Linked DNA regions of Homo sapiens: region 2 is linked to region 1. A link is an interaction called in ENCODE POLR2A ChIA-PET data of the cell type or tissue named here. Cell type or tissue: Panc1. All regions are shown on one strand. Each heading gives the region's core, and the rest is flanking DNA. Links, peaks and the distances in the headings are about the cores only. Region 1 has its middle 6.9 kb from the start of SEC14L5. Region 2 overlaps ZNF500 (zinc finger protein 500).

The links. Peaks named below come from ENCODE experiments on the same cell type or tissue, not always from the same donor. Only the 100,000 strongest peaks of a DNase experiment are listed, where the experiment ranks them.
Region 2: POLR2A ChIA-PET joins it to region 1 with 6 read pairs; 8 of 35 experiments call an interaction of 5 or more read pairs at or near these places.

What each region holds. Positions count from the first base shown.
Region 1 is chr16:4,948,787-4,954,159 of GRCh38, reverse strand. No RefSeq gene overlaps it. Among named protein-coding and RNA genes, the nearest start is that of SEC14L5, 6.9 kb to the left of the region's middle. In Panc1, for the core only: no CTCF peak of the experiment used is centred there; no DNase peak of the experiment used is centred there; H3K27ac peaks cover 2,270 bases.
Region 2 is chr16:4,756,372-4,761,744 of GRCh38, reverse strand. ZNF500 (zinc finger protein 500) reads left to right here. Exons shown (of 6, transcript NM_021646.4): 5 at 1,157-1,253. Among named protein-coding and RNA genes, the nearest start is that of ZNF500, 8.1 kb to the left of the region's middle. In Panc1, for the core only: no CTCF peak of the experiment used is centred there; no DNase peak of the experiment used is centred there.

The sequences.
Region 1 (5,373 bases), core at 249-5,248:
TCCAGCCTGGGCAACAAGAGAGAAACTCCATCTCAAAAAAAAAAAAAGCACATAACACAAAAGTTACCATTTTAACCATTTCTTAGTGTGCTGCATGCCTGTAATCCCAGCTACTCAGGAGGCTGAGGCAGGAGAATTGCTTGAACCCAGCAGGTGGAGGTTGCAGTGAGCCAAGATCATGTCATTGCACTCCAGCCTGGGTGACAGAGCGAGACTCTATCTCAAAAAAAAAAAATGCACATAACACAAAAGTTACCATTTTAACCATTTCTTAGTGTACAATTCTCTGGCTTTTGGTATATTCACAAGATGCACGTACAGCCAGCACCACTTTCTAGTTTTGGAACATTTTCATCACCCCAAAAGGAAACTCATACCCATGAAGCTGTCACTCCTCCTTCCTCCCTTCCCGCAGCCCCTGGAAACCATCCATCTGTTTATCTGCTTCCTGGGGGACATCTCATTCGTCCCGGGTGGCCTCTACGTTGTGTTGCTTCTTGCCCCTTCTCGAAGCAGAGCCCTGAGGCCTCCTGGATTTGGGAATCTCCAGGGCTATCATGATGGTTGGCAGGGCTGTTACGTACAGGTGTATAGGTTGTAACCTGCACAACTCTGTGGAACAGTCCTGGTCATGGGAGCAGCTTTGACTGAGCAGAGGCTGAGTCTGAGGCAGTCTGACCCAGGGGGCTACACAGCCAGGACCCACCCACCTTGACCCCCAGCCGGGCACCCAAGTCCATTCACTTCACAAAGACTTCTGGGCTCCACCAACTGCTACATGAAGCCCAAAGGAGAGAATGGAACACAGCGGGAGGAGGGTGGCCCAGGGGATGGGAGGGGTGGCCCTGTGGGAGGGGTCAGGTGGCCGGGCACTTGGGGCGGGTACAGGAGTCAGACCAACCTTGATGTGCGTTCTGACCCTGCCACCCCCTAGCTTTGTTGCCTCAATGTCCCCTCTTTTTTTTTTTTTTTTTTTTTTGAGACAGAGTCTCACTCTATCGCCCAGGCTGGAGTGCAATGGCGTGATCTCGGCTCATTGCAAGCTTCGCCTCCCAGGTTCATGCCATTCTCCTCCCTCAGCCTCCCGAGTAGCTGGGACTACAGGCGCCCACCACCACGCCCGGCTAATTTTTTTGTATTTTTAGTAGAGACGGGGTTTCACCGTGTTAGCCACCATGGTCTCGATCTCCCGACCTTGTCATCCACCCGCCTCGGCCTCCCAAAGTGCTGGGATTACAAGCATGAGCCACTGCGCCCAGCCAATGTCCCCTCCTTTTAACATGGGGTAACATGGGCTGTGCACAGTGGCTCACGGCTGTAATCCCAGCACTTTGGGAGGCTGAGGTGGGTGGATCACCTGAGGTCGGGAGTTTGAGACCAGCCTGGCCAACATGGCAAAACCCATCTCTGCTAAAAATACAAAAATTGGCTGGCGTGGTGGCGCACCCCTGTAATCCCAGCTACTCGGGAGGCTGAGGCAGGAGAATTGCTTGAACCCGGATTGTGGAGGTTGCAGTGAGCTGAGATCATGCCACTATACTCCAGCCTGGGCAATAGAGTGAGACTCCATCTCAAAAAAAAAAAAAAATAGGGGTAACATGAAAAATTATTCAGCATTAGAGAGGAATAAAGCACCCACACGCACTACGACTTGGATGAACCTGGAGGACATTATGCTGAACGGGCAAGAACTGAGTGATTCCACATCTGAGTCACCTAGAGGAGCCCAATCCACAGGGACAGAAAGAAGAACGGTGGCGGGGCTAGGGGCTGGGGGGAGGGGCATGGGGAGTTAATTAATGGACACAGAGTTTGGGTTTTAGAAGATGAAAAGAGTTCTGGGCCGGGCACAGTGGCTCGCGCCTGTAATCCCAGCACTTTGGGAGCCCGAGGCGGGCGGATCACGAGGTCAGGAGTTTGAGACCAGGCTGGCCAACATAGTGAAACCCCATTTCTACTAAAAATACAAAAATTAGCCGGCCATGGTGGCACGCACCTGTAATCCCAGATACTCGGGAGGCTGAGGCAGGAGAATCGCTTGAACCCAGGAGGCGGAGGTTATGGTGAGCCAAGATTGCACCACTGCACTCCAGCCTGGGCAACAGAGCGAGACTCTCAAAAAAAAAAAAAAAAAAAAAGGAGTTTTGGAGATGGATGGTGTGATGGTTACACAATAATGTGAATGCCACTGAACTGCACACTGAAAAATGATTAATTAAGATGGGCAATGTTTTATATATATCTTACTGCAATAAAAAAAATAACAGGAGCTGGTCTGAGTGCAGTGGTGTTTACAACTAATTGTCTCAACCCGTTGCAGATGTGTTTGTTTTGTTTTGTTTTGTTTTGTTTTCTCCACTCCCACTGCTTCACCTGATTAGCCTTGTTTTAAAAAATCACATTGAGGCCAGGCACAGTGGCTCACTCCTATAATCTCAGCACTTTGGTAGGCCAAGGTGGGCAGATCATCTGAGGTCAGGAGTTCGAGACCAGCCTGGACAACATGGTGAGACCCTGTCTCTACAAAAAAATACAAAAATTAACCAGGCGTGGTGGCAGGCCCCTATAATCCCAGCTACTCGGATGGCTGAGGTATGAGAATCGCTTGAACCTGGAGGCAGAGGTCGCAATGAGCCGAGATTGTGCCACTGCACTTCAGCTTGGGTGACAGAGTGAAACCCCGTCTCAAAAAAAAAAAAAAATCACATTGGAAACTTTTTTTTTAATGGGGTTAACCATAGTGTTATCCTGAAGGTTGGTGGAAATTGCGTGAGGAAAAGTAATTGCACAGGGACCACCAGAGGACCCGGGTACATGTTTGTAACTGTGCGGGCTTAGAAGGAGGGGCATTTCCCACGGGAATTTAGGGTGAAGGGGAGTGAGGACTTGACGTTGGACATTTGAGGGGGTGGCCAACACAGTATAGGAAGGTGATAACTCTGCCTTTTGGAGATACAGAATTCATTTATTTAAAGTATGCAATTCAGCTGGGTCTGATGGCTCACCTCTATCATCCCCGAACTTTGGGAGGCCGAGCCAGGAGGATTGCTTGAGGCCAGAAGTTCCAGGCTGCAGTGAGCAATGATCACACCACTGCACTCCAGCCTCAGCAGTACAGCAATACCCTTGGCTGGGCACAGGGGATCACACCTGTAATCTCAGCCCTTTGAGAGGCCAAGGAGAGAGGACCAGTTTAGCCCAGGAGTTCAAAACCAGCATGGGCAAAATAGTAAGGCTCCAGTCTCTACAAAAAATTTTAAGGCCGGGTGAGGTGGTTCACGCCTATAATCCCAGCACTTTGGAAGGCCGAGGCAGGCAGATCACAAGGTCAGGAGTTCAAGACCAGCCTGACCAACATAGTGAAACCCCATCTGTACTAAAAATACAAAAAAAATTAGCCGGGCATGGTGGCAGGCACCTGTACTCCCAGCTACTTGGGAGGCTAAGGCAGGAAAATTGCTTGAACCCGGGAGGCAGAGGTTGCAGTGAGCCGAGATCGTGCCACTGCACTCCAGCCTAGGCAACACAGCAAGACTCTGTCTCAAAAAAAAAAAAGTAAAAATAAAAAACAGGGGCCGGGCGTGGTGGCTCATGCCTGTAATCCCAACAGTTTGGGAGGCCGAAGTGGGCAGATCACCTGAGGTCGGGAGTTCAAGACCAGCCTGACCAACATGGAGAAACCCTGTCTCTACTAAAAATACAAAATTAGCCGGGCGTGGTGATGCATGCCTGTAATCCCAGCTACTCAGGAAGGCTGAGGCAGGAGAATCACTTGAACCTGGGAGGCGGAGGTTGCGGTAAGCTGAGATCGCGCCACTGCACTCCAACCTGGGCAACAAGAGCAAAGCTCCATCTCAAAAAAAAAAAAAAAAAAAAAAAAAAAAGGAGAGAGAGAGAGAAAGACCCTGTCAAAAAAAAAAATAAAAAAAAAAAGAGTGCCATCCAGCCGGTTTTGGTAGTTTCAGAGTTGCACAACCATCAGCATGGTCAATTTGAGAGCACTATCATCACCTGTGCCCCTTAGCAGTCACTCGCCACTCCCCTCTCCCCAGCAGCCACAGTCTCCTTTCCATCTCTACGAATTCACCTCTGAACATTTCACAGGCAGGATCGTATAATATGTGCCGTTGTGTATCTGGCTTTTCTTACTGAGCCTAATGTGCTCACGGTCAACCATGCTGAAGCGCATGTCAGGCCTTCACTCCCCTTTTTTTTTTTTTTTTTTTTTTGAGACACAGTCCCACTCTGTCACCCAGGCTGGAGTGCAGAATCGCGATCTCAGCTCACTGCAACCTCCGCCTCCCGGGTTCAAGCGATTCTCCTGCCTCAGCCTCCTGAGTAGCTGGGATTACAGGCGCCCACCACCACACCTGGCTTATTTTTTTGTATCCGTGAGTGGCTTCTGTTGTGGGTTAGATTGCACTGAGTGCCATGATTGGTGAGCAGGGAAAGAGGGTGGGAAGTGCAGGGCAGATTACAATGTAGGGACCAGGTGGGCTGCGCTGAGAAGGTGACTTGGCACAAAGGCTTGGAAGAAGAGCAGGGGGTCCACGTAGAGAGTGGGGCCAAGGGGGCAGCCGATGCAAAGGCCCTGAGGCAGGAGCATACTTGGCGTGTTTGAGTATTGGGGAGGCGGTCAGTGTATCGGGGGTAGAGTTAGTGGGAGGGAAGTGGCGGGGAAGAGAGCAGACTCTGAGGGGAGCCTGAGGGAGGGGGTCTCATGGGTTATCTGGCTCTGATGCTGAGGTACTCAGAGTGTCTGGGAGGTATGGGACAGGGGAGTCTGCTGACTTCACTTTAGCCCTCTGGTTGCTGTGTTGGGAATAGATTGTAGTTGACCACGGTGGAGGAGGGGGAAGGGTGCAGAGAGCACGGAGGAGGAGCCAGGAGGAGGGAGGCCACCAAAGTGACCTCAGGAATCTGGAGGTGAGGGGGTGAGACCCTAGATCTCTTGCCCAGGTAGATGCTGTAGGAATGGAAAGGGAGACCCAGGAGAACCAGGAAGGGGAAGCTGTTCCTAGAGAGCGCATCCGTGGAGCGGATGCAGACAGAGGAACCTGGGGAAAACGACCTCTTGTCATTGGAGCCGGACAGTCCCACCTGAAGGTCAGCTCAGGTCTTCAGGAGCTCTCAGTGTGTGATTCTGACCACCAAGCAGGGGTCAGAACAAGGGACTGGCCGCTGGGGAGGGGCCACAGGCACCAACACCCAAAGCTCAGCCCCATCAACACAGCGACTCCAGGGACCCCCCAGCTCAGTGCCTGAGGCCTCAGCTGCCACCCAGCCCCTCTAGGCTGCCCCTGCCAAGAAGAGGACCAGGGACCCGAGCTGTCCTCTTCTCCATGCCTGGGCCCAGGTGGACCCTGCGACAGC
Region 2 (5,373 bases), core at 149-5,148, 190 kb after region 1:
AGTTGGGACTACAGGCATGCACCACCACACCCGGCTAGTTGTTTTTTTTTTGTTTTTTTTTTAATGGGACACAGTCTCGCTGTGCTGCCTAGGCTGGTCTTGAACTCCTGGGCTCAAGTGATCCTCTTGCCTAAGTCTCCCAAAGCACTGGGATTACAGGCATAAGCCACCATGCCTGGCCTGTTTTATTTTTATTTATTTATTTATAATTTTTATATGTGTGTGTGTGTGTGTGTGTGTGTGTGTGTGTGTGTGTGTGTGTGTGTATGTATGTGTATTTGTTTTGTTTTGTTTTTGTTTTTTTGAGACAGAGTTTTGCTCTTGTTGCCCAGGCTGGAGTGCAATGGTGCGATCTCGGCTCACTGCAACCTCCGGCTCCCGGGTTCAAGCGATTTTCCTGCGTCAGCCTCCTGAGTAGCTGGGATTACAGGCACCCACCACCATGCCTGGCTAATTTTTTTTGTATTTTTAGTACAGATGGGGTTTCACCATGTTGGCCAGGCTGGTCTGGAGCTCCTGACCTCAGATGATCCACCTGCCTTGGCCTCCCAATGTGCTGGGATTACGGGTGTGAGCCACCGCGCCCGGCCGAACATTTCCTTTAGACCCTCCCCGAAAACCCCCTAGACTCATTACCAGAGTCTCTACCTGTTTTTCCCTCAGCCTCTGGCAACCACAAAGCTCCTTCTTGTCTCTGTGAATTTGCCTGTTCTGGAAAGAGTTTGCTTGTTTTTTTAATCATGCTTCCGGGTCAATCTGGTGCTACATCTGGGAGCCACTGGCCCAGAGGCATCCTGAAGTCCCCCGTCTGCCGCAATGGGGTCCTGGGGCTGGCTAGCCACGGAGCCAGGGGATGCTCTTGTCTCCCTGTGGAGCATGGGCCTCGGTGGCTGAGTGTGCAGTGGGTCCACCACTCCTCGTGGCGAATCTGTCCCTTCTCCGGTGGTGTCCCAGCTCTGCAGCAGTGGCACATGGGAGCAGTGGGCGGAGACACCAGGACTCACCACTGCAACGAGAGTGGAGAAGACCAGCTGCACCACCAGGCTTGGCGCCAGCCTCGAGGGGCAGTGGCGGTGCAGCTCCCTGGGCCAGTGGCCTTAGTTGGGGAGGAGGCAGCTTGCTTGGGGCCAGGACTGAGTGGGGTGCGTTCTGGCAGGTGCCCGTGAACTTGGAGGACGTGGCTGTATACCTTTCTGGGGAGGAGCCAAGATGCATGGACCCAGCTCAGCGGGACGCGCCGCTGGAGAATGAAGGTAACTTGCAAGTGATTGTGTCCTCTAGGGGGCTTGCCAAAAATAGGAACTGTCAGGCACCAGCTCCGGGGCTTGGTTCTGTTGGTCCAGTTGGCCTGGGGCGATCCTCCGTGGACAGGGCTACCCGTATCCCTGCAGAGTCCCACCTGCAGGGCCTGCACAGCCACTCGGCCGTGACTCAGGCAGATGCCCAGCACTGCCTTGCCATCCTGTTCTTCTGCCTCTGCCCCCTACATGCTGGTCCTACTTCACTTCAGCTTCCCTGTGCCCTCCTCTCAAGGGCAGAGCTGCTCCCACAGGACCTGGTTCTCCAGCCTCTCCCCATCACACTGAGCACTGCCCTGCCTGTTACCCAGCACCGTCCCCTAAGCTCTTTCTCTGTCCGTTTGTCTCTTCCTGCCTTTCCTGATGCTGCTGAAGCCTTTTCTGGTTTTTTGTTTGCTTGTTTGTTTTGAGATGGATTTTTGCTCTGTTGCCCAGGCTGGAGTGCAGTGGCACAACCTTGGCTCACTGCAACCTCCACCTCCTGGGTTCAAGCGATGCTCCCACCTCAGCCTCCCAAGTAGCTGGGATTACAGGTACTCGCCATCATGCCTGGCTAATTTTTGTTTTATTAGTAGAGATGGGTTTCATCACCATGTTGGCCAGGCTGGTCTCGAAGTCCTGACTTCAGGTGATCCGCTGGCCTAGGCCTCCCAAAGTGCTGGGATGACAGGTGTGAGCCACCGTGCGTGGCCATGCTGAAGCCTTTTCTAATGACAGTGAGATATCGCTTTGTATTAGGGTTCTTCTCCAGAGAAACAGAACCAACAGAAGATACACACACACACAGATTTATTTTAAGGAATGGGTACTTAGACAGCTCCCTTGGTTGCTTACAGAAGTTGACAAGTCTGAAATCTGCAGGCCAGGCCAGCAGACTGGAAGCTTAGGATTTCTGTGCCACGGTCTTGAGGCAGACTTCCTTCTTTGGGAAACCTCCAGAATTTTTTTCCTTTTTAAGGCTGAAGAATATTCCATTGTAAATAATGCTGCAGTGAACGTGGGTGTACAAGTGTATCTCTGATCAACTCTGCTTTCCGTTCCTGGGTGGATGTATCCAGCAGTGGGATGGCTGGAGCATATGTGGTCATTCTGTGTTGAATTTTTTGAGGAGCCGCCATGCTGTTTTCCACAGCATCTGCACCATCTCATGCACCCAGCAAGAGTGCACAAGGGTTCCAGTTTCTCCACATCCATACCAATGGTTGTTATTTTCAGGGTTTTTTTTTTTTTTTGAGATGAAGTCTTGCTCTGTTGCCCAGGCTGGAGTGGAGTGGCACGATCTCAGCTCAGCTCACTGCAACCTCCGCCTTCCAGGTTCAAGCGATTCTCCTGCCTCAGCCTCCCAAAGTAGCTGGGATTACAGGTGTGTGCCACCATACCCGGCTAATTTTTCTATTTTTAGTAGAGCTGGGTTTTGCCATGTTGGCCAAGCTGGTCTCGAATTCCTGATCTCAAGTGATCTGCCTGCCTCAGCCTCCCTAAGTGCTGGGATTACAGGCGTGAGCTACCGCACCTGGCCTGATTTGGAAATATTTTCTCCTATTTTGTGTGTTGCATTTTCATTTTGTTGGTAGCGTCCTTTCATGCACAAAAGTTTTTGGTTCTAGTGTCCAGTTGATCGTTTTTTTCTTTTGTTGCCTATGAAGAGTTTTAGATGATGTTGTATGGGGCTCTGGTTGGTCATCAGTAGCTTTAGTGACAGGCATCCAGAGCAGGGGTTCTCCACCTGGGGCAATCTTGTCCCCCAGAGGACATCTGTCCATGAGTTGGAGACATTTTTGGTTGTCACGACCCTGGGGTTGTCACTGATGAAAGTGATTATTTGTTGAGCAGAAGGTGGGGATGCTGCCCAACCTCCTGCGGTGCACAGGGCGGCCGCATCAGAGACAGCCCGGGCCAGGTCCCATGGACACCACCTGCACCGTGATTGAGGAACCCTGATCTGAAGATCTCTGAGCGCACATTACCTGTGGTCCAGTTCATTCCCTGTGCAAAAGGCAGAAGTCAAAAGGGAAAGAATTTGCCAGCCCTCCCGGCTCCCAAGTGGTTACGTGGAATCCTCAGAAGGGAAGGAATGAGATTCTGCCCAGCTCTGTCCACCAGCTCCTGGAGCCCAGACACAGCTTCCCTCTCAGGGTCACAGGCATGTGTTTGGGTTTTACTTACCCGGCGCCAGAGCCTATGGTAAAAAAGGTCTGTGGGGCCGAGGAAAATTGGATCTATTTGATCTTGCTTAAAAAAAAAAATGGCCAGGCACGGTGACTCACACCTGTGATCCCAGCACTTTGGGAAGCCGAGGCGAGTGTTTATCACCTGAGGTCAGGAGTTCGAGTCCAGCCTGGCCAACATGGTGAAACCCTGTCTCTATTAAAAATACAAAAATTAGGCGTGATGGCGGGTGCCTATAATCCCAGCTACTTGGGAGGCTGAGGCAGGAGAATAGCTTGAACCCAGGAGGCGGAGATTGCAGTAAGCCAAGATCACGCCATTGCACTCCAGCCTGGGCAACAAGAGCGAAACTCTGTGTCAAAAAAAAAAAAAAAATTGGCTGGCGCGGTGGCTCACACCTGTAATCCCAGCACTTCCAGAGGCTGAGGCGGGTGGATCATGAGGTCAGGAGATCGAGTCCATCCTGGCCAACATGATGAAACCCTGTCTCTCCTAAAAAATACAAAAATTAGCTGGGTGTGGTGGTACTCATCTGTAGTCCCAGGTACTCGGGAGGCTGAGGCAGGAGAATCGCTTGAACCCGGGAGGCGGAGGTTGCAGTGAGCCGAGATCACACCACTGCACTCCAGTCTGGGCAACAGAGCAAGACTCCGTTTCCAAAAAACAAAAACAAAAACGGGCCGGGCATGGTGGCTCATGCCTGTAATCCCAGCACCTTGAGAGGTCAAGGCGGGTGGATTGCTCGAGTCCAGGAGTTCAAGACCAGCCTGAGCAATATGGAGAAGCCTTGTCTCTACAAAAAAATACAAAAGTGGTGCATGCCTGTAGTCCCAGCTGCTTGAGAGGCTGAGGTGGGAGGAACACTTGAGCTTGGGGGGTCAAGGCTGCAGTAAGCTGTGATCATACCACTGCACTCCAGCCTGGGCAACAGAGTGAGACTCTGTCTCAAAAAAACAAATTAGGTTGGTACCTGGCCTCAAAGTTTTTACATTTTTTAATGAGATGAAATTCACGGGCAACCCGTTCGGGTCCCCTTCCACACTGTGGAAACTTGTTCTTTCACTCTTCGTAATAAATCTTGCTGCTGCTCAAAGAAAAAGAAATTCACATAACATAAAATTAGCCATATTTCAGTAAACGGTTCAGTGGCGTTTCGTATCTTCACAGTGTTGTACAATCATCACCTTCATCTAGTTCCAAAACTTTTTTCTTCCCTTTTTTGAGACAGGGTCTCACTCTGTCACCCAGGTTGGGTGCAGTAACACATAGTTCCAAAACTTTTTTTTTCTTTTTTTGAGACAGGATCTCACTCTGTCACCCAGGTTGGAGTGCAGTAGCACAATTTTGACTCACTGCAGCTTCAACCTCCCCAGGCTCAGGTGATTCTACCACCTCAGCCTCCCGAGTAGCTGGTACCACAGGTCAATGCCACCATGCCCAGCTAATTTTGAAAAAATTTTTGGGCCGGGCACGGTGTCTCACGTCTGTAATCCCAGCACTTTGGGAGGCCAAGGCGGGTGGATCACGAGGTCAAGAGATCGAGACCATCCTGGCCGGCATGGTGAAACCCCATCTCTACTAAAAATACAAAAAAATTAGCCGGGTGTGGTGGCATGCACCTATAGTCCCAGCTACTCAGAGGCTGAGGCAGGAGAATCGCTTGAACCCAGGAGGCAGAGGTTGCAGTGAGCTGAGATCGCGCCATTACACACCAGCCTGGGCGACAAAAATTTTTTGATAGAGATGGAGTCTCACTGTGTTACCCGGGCTCAAAAACATTTTTTTTTCTTAATTGAGATGGAGTTTCACTCTGTCACCCAGGTTGGATTGCAGTGGCATGATCTCGGCTCACTGCAACCTCCATCTCCTGGGTTCAAGCAATTCTCGTGCCTTAGCCTCCCAAGCA